2 separate regions of the Homo sapiens genome follow, and region 1 is linked to region 2. The links are chromatin contacts, found by Hi-C or POLR2A ChIA-PET in ENCODE. All regions are on one chromosome and are shown on one strand. Each heading gives the region's core, a stretch centred on a gene start or an enhancer-like site at or near the end of the contact. The rest is flanking DNA. Distances are from core to core; before and after follow the strand shown.

Region 1 (2,853 bases), core at 303-2,802, 290 kb after region 2:
GTAACTGGGGCCTGCAAATTAAACTCACAAAAGACATTAACAGTAGCAAAGGCATACGTTACTTTATTCTCTTTGTTTTCTGTTGCTTAGAGCAGAACACTGGAAACTGGATAATATATAGACAAAAAATATTTATTTTTTGTTTTTGTTTTTGAGACAGAGTTTCACTCTTGTTGCCCAGGCTGGAGTGTGGTGGCGCGATCTTGGCTCACTGCAACCTCCACCTCCCGGGTTCAAGCAATTCTCCTGCCTCAGCCTCCCAAGCACCTGGGACTACAGGTGCGTGCCACCATGCCCAGCTAATTTTTGTATTTTAGTAGAGATGGAGTTTCACCATATTGGCCAGGCTGGTCTCCAACTCCTGACCTCGTGATCCACCCGCCTCAGCCTCCCAAAGTGCTGGGATTACAGCCGTAAGCCACCGTGCTCCGCCAACAAAAAATATTTCTTACAGTTATGGAAGCTGAGAAGTCCAAGGTCAGAGGGCTGCACTTGGTGAGGGCCTTCTTGCTGGTGGAGACTCTCTACAGAGTGACAAGGCAGTGTAGGGCATTGCATGGTGATGGGGCTGGGCATGCTAGCTCAGATCCTCCTCTTCTTATAAAGCTACCAGTCCCATTACCACACTATCCCACTAATTCATTATTCACCTCTTAAAGGTCCCACCTGTCAGTATTACCACGTTGAAAATTAAATTTCTTTTCTTTTTTAAATTTTTTTGAGATGGAGTCTCCCTCTGTCGTCCAGGCTGGAGTGCAGTGGCGTGGTCTTGGCTCATGCAATCTCTGCCTCCTCGGTTCAAGCTATTCTCCTGCCTCAGCCTCCAGAGTAGCTGGGATTATAGGTGTGCACCACCATGCCTGGCTAATTTTTGTATTTTTACTAGAGATGGGGTTTCACCATGTTGGCCAGGCTGGTATTGAACCCCTGACCTCAGGTGATCCACCTGCCTCAGCCTCCCAAAGTGCTGGGATTACAGGTGTGAGCCACCACACCTGGCCTGAAAATTAAATTTCAACATGAGTTTTGGAGGGGACAAATATTCAAATCATAGCATTTATTAATGTTAACATTTGTATGTGCACGGGGACTTTACAGAAATAAAGTGGAAACCCAAAGAGGTAGTTAGACCCAAGGGCTTATATACCATTTTAATGAAAAGCAATAACTGGTGGAGAAGTGACCAGACAGAGGAAAAAGAGTTTGGCCTTCTAAAAGTGGTAAATGGCAGGAAGGTGACCAGGAAATGTATAGTAGATAAGTGTCGTTTAGTAAGCCTTGTTATGCAAATAAGAGTCATTTTCCTCTCTCTGATATAGAAAAGGAAAACACCTTTAGAAGGAGGATTTTATGCCCTGCTTTTAGGCAGAAAGTGGGAGGACACGGAGTTCTTCCTTCATGTGCTGCTTCCTAATTGCCATCAGCTCAAAATCATCTTTATGCGGAAGTGGCATATTTGGGGGTGGCAGATTCTGATCTCCTTCAGTACCTTGAGGATTTCGTCTTGGGTCTAAAAACAGCAGGGGGCAAAAAGCCTGGCAGCTTTGATGAGAGTTTTAGTTGACTCATCATCCAACTGAAAAGAGTGGGGGTGGTGACTATTTAGGAACCCTGTGTAGGTGGAAGTGGTTGGTTTGTCGTTGTGTCTGACTCTTGCTCAGGCTTCACAGTCAGAGTAGGTTCTACTTCTCACTTGAGGCCCGCCCCCAGATCCCCAGCCCACCAGGATTTCCCTTCAGTGGCGCTTGCATTGAAGGCTACTTCTTTGGCTCCAAGCACAAAACCCAGGGATTTTTAGTGGGTTGTGGTTCTTTTTCTTTTCTTTCTTTCTTTCTCTCTCTTCTTTCTTTCTTTCTTTCTTTCTTTCTTTCTTTCTTTCTTTCTTTCTTTCTTTCTTTTTCTTTCTCTTTCTTTCTTTCTCTCCTTCCTTCCTTTCTTTTCTTTCTTCCCTCCCCCTCTCCCTCCCTCTTTCTTTTTTTATTTATTTCTTTCTTTCTCTCTCTTTTTCTTTCTCTTTCTTTCTTTCTCTCCTTCCTTTCTTCCTTCCCTTTCTTTCTTCCCTCCCTCCCTCCCTTCTTTCTTTCTCTTTCTTTTTCCTTCCTTCCTTCCTTTCTTCCCTCCCTCTCTCCTTCCTTCCTTTTTCTTTCTTTCTTTCTTTCTTTCTTTCTTTCTTTCTTTCTTTCTTTCTTTCTTTCTTCTTTCTTTCTTCCTTTCTTTCTTTTTTCTTTCTTTCTTTCCTTCCTTCCTTCCATCCTTCCTTCCTTCCTTTCTTTTCTTTCTTCCCTCCCTCTCTCCTTTCTTTCTTTCTCTTTCAGTCTTTCTTTACATTCGTTCTTTCTTTCTTCCTTTTTGAGACGGAGTCTCGCCCTGTGGCCCAGGCTGGAGTGCAATGGTGTAGTCTTGGCTCACTGCAACCTCTGCCTATCGGGTACAAGCAATTCTGCCTCAGTCTCCCGAGTACCTGGGATTACAGGTGCGCACCACCACGCTCCGCTAATTTTTTGTATCTTTAGTAGAGACGGGGTTTCACCATGTTGGCCAGGCTGGTCTCGAACTCCTGACCTCGTGATCTGCCCGCTTTGGCCCCCCAAAGTGTTGGGATTACAGGCCTGAGCCACCGCGCCTGGCTTTTTTCTTTTTTAAAATTTATTTTGATTTTTTATAGATACGCGGTCTTTCTATATTGCCAAAATTCTTGAGCTCAAGCAATCCACCCACCTCAGCCACCCAAAGTGTCGGAATTACAGGCATAAGCCACCAGGCCCACCCTGGTTGTTTTAAAAAATATATTCCTTGTTCAGTCTCCACAACTTCACTGTAGACTCTGTATTTGAAATATCTTTGTTTTTTCTT
Region 2 (2,749 bases), core at 231-2,730:
ATACACTCAGCTTTACTCTTAAGAAGAAAATGCAAATGAAACTGTAGTGGAATATTTTTTAACCTTTTACATTTGCAAAGATCAAAAAGTTTAGCGCTAGTCACGATTAAAATGATGATTGTTATTTTGTGTGCCAGCTATTATGCTAGGTACTTCAAAATATAAATATTTTTAAGGCTAACACTTTATTAGTGAGAAGATATAGACACTGTTGAATATTTGGGTATGCATCACAAAATGTCTACCGAGGGCAATTTGGCAATAGCTGTAACATTTTTTCTATCATACCTTTTGACACAGCAGTTCCATTTCCAGAAAATTATTCACACATGTAATAAACATATAAGGACATTTGTTGCAATGTTGTTAGTATTTGCAAAAGACTGAAATATACCTACATGCCCCATCAGTAAGGAACTGGTTAAATAACATTTCATCCTTACGATGTAACTTTATGCAGTCATTAAAAAGTATGAGGAAGATCTATGGGTACTGAAAGAACACCAAGATAAAATAAGTTAAAAAAAAAGCAAGGTGCAGAATAGCATGCTGTCTATCATTTGTGGTTCAAAAATGCACACGTTTACATACGCACAGTCTCTCCCAGGAAGGACACACAAGTTGCTGGGAAGAGTAGGTGCCTTTGTGGAGAGAAACTGGGTCACCATGAAACAGGGGTAAAAAGAAAATTTGTTTTTCCATTTGTAACTTTTAAATTTTATACTTATGCTTATAGTGCCTATTCAGAAATAAATATGTAGACAGATAAATGAAATTTATAGTTGTCCAAACAAAAATATATGTATCAGAATTGTAAATGGAAGATCATTCTTCTTGACTTGTAAAAATCTAGTTTGGGAGATTCTGAGTTTATGAAATTGGAAAAGCTAAAGGGTTTCCCAGCCATCCTGTCTCCATTGCTCACTCCTGCACTTCCGCACTCCATTCTATTTCCTTCTTTTGGTCACTGTGAGGCCTCTCTTTATTTGTACTATGGCTGCTGTCCAGCCCTCTTCCATCTCTATAGCCCAACTCTTTGCTTCCCAAGTATCGTGGCCTGTGTCTGCCAGCCACGGAGCCACTGAATAGGCAGCACTCCAAAAACAAGCGTCTATGAGGCCCCAGATCTTGGTGAATCCAGGTGCCAACATGGTTTTCACTACAGTTTCAGGAACACTCTACTTTCACAGACCCACCCATGACCACAGCAATCCCATTGCCAGGCATTTATTCTATGAAGACCCTCTGATGAAACATATCCTATCTTCAGACACTTCTAAACCTTTGTTGATCAAGACTGTGGCTTTAAAATGATCAGAGACTTTTTAAAAAATAATTGTAGATGTAAAACTACCTCTACTTCTACTACCATAAGGAAGCTTAGTGATTTTTTTTATGCCTTTAGCTTAGATTAACATGTGGGTAGACTCAAACACAGGGACTCATCACTGTAATTAGAAGGGAACACACCTTCTTGGACTGAACCACAGTGAAACACTTGTTTTCCTTCACCTGAGACACAGCTGAATCATAGCTTCTACCTTCAGCTACTTATTTACCTGGACTTGCATGTGATGTGCCTGAATACAATACATTCCCAGCAGGAGCGGCAAAGGGCCAGTGATGTGACAAGAGAAAGGTGTATTGAGTTTAGCTGAAACTCACAGAGACTATCTCCAGCAGGAATGATACTTGACTCCACATAAGAGTTCTAATTCTGAAAAATTGTGAAATGAGAATTTAAGTCATCATCAAACTAATGATGTCTGGGAAGTGACAAATATTAGATGGCTGATAGGGATTGTACAACCTGTTTTTGTATGTATAAATTGTGTAACAGTGTGTGGCAGTGTTTTATTGAAACAAGATTGTCCTAGCCAGTAATAAAAATGCTGTTCCCTGGCTGGGCATGGTGGTTTATGCTTTGTAATCCCAGCACTTTGGGAGGCCGAAGCAGGTGGATCACTTGAGGCCAGGAGTTCGAGACCAGCCTGGCCAACACAGCGAAACCCCGTCTCTACTAAAAATACAAAAATTAGCCAGACATGGTGGCAGGCACCTGTAATCCCAGCTACACGGGAGGCTGAGGCAGGAGAATCACTTGAACCTGGGAGGTGGAGGCTGTAGTGAGCAGAGATCACGCCATTGCACTCCAGCCTGGGTGACAAGAGTGAAACTCCATCTCAAAAAAATAAATAAATAAAAATAAAAATGCTCTCCCCTAATAGGTGAAGTCAGGTTTAGTTGTTATAAGCATGACTGTCTCACTGCTTTGAAATTTCTACTAAAAGCCTTTCAGGCAGGGACCATAACTGATGCTTAAAGTGGGTTGGAGATGGGAGGAGAAATAACCTGCCAAGGCCAAGTAAAGGTTGGTCCTGTGTCTCCAGCATTTTCTACTGCTTCTGTGGATACTTACACCTGCCAGCTCACTTACCTGTCTCATCTACAAAGCTCTGAGCACCCTGACAACAGGGACAAGTCCAGTAAATATTTGTTGAAAAAGGAGGATTGGTTTTTTGGTTTGTTTTTTCAGTTGACTCTTTTAGTCAAAGTCCGTAACAGGGCTTTGTCTTCTGGTTAAAAAATAAATAAAAACTGATTTCCTTATTTTCATGATTTAAATGAAACCTGTTCAGCTTCGTTGACCGTAACTTTAAAGTTACTAAGTGGCCTGGTTCAGCTTCATTGACAGTAACTTAAAAGTTTCCAAAAGGCCTTGAGGAAGCATTCCATTTCCCCTCCCACG

Evidence for each region. Hi-C counts contacts between places; a loop is a spot of excess contacts on that map. ChIA-PET counts read pairs that join two places held with the same protein, here RNA polymerase II (POLR2A). Pooled maps may share reads with other maps.
Region 1: a pooled map shows a loop between it and region 2 (3-fold over the local background). The contact joins two enhancer-like sites. A Hi-C loop is called at or near these places in 2 of 50 pooled maps. POLR2A ChIA-PET finds 5 or more read pairs at or near these places in 3 of 52 experiments (WTC11, activated T-cell and naive thymus-derived CD8-positive, alpha-beta T cell).

The regions. Positions count from the first base shown.
Region 1 is chr5:126,746,684-126,749,536 of GRCh38, forward strand. No RefSeq gene overlaps it. Among named protein-coding and RNA genes, the nearest start is that of LMNB1-DT, 28 kb to the right of the region's middle. RefSeq lists enhancers at 1,423-1,472, 2,605-2,853. Within about 2 kb of position 1,553, at least 9 of the 41 ENCODE cell types and tissues checked have a DNase peak (open chromatin) inside an H3K27ac peak, as active enhancers do.
Region 2 is chr5:126,459,616-126,462,364 of GRCh38, forward strand. The region is part of intron 1 of GRAMD2B (GRAM domain containing 2B); the gene reads left to right. Among named protein-coding and RNA genes, the nearest start is that of GRAMD2B, 38 kb to the left of the region's middle. Within about 2 kb of position 1,481, at least 6 of the 41 ENCODE cell types and tissues checked have a DNase peak (open chromatin) inside an H3K27ac peak, as active enhancers do.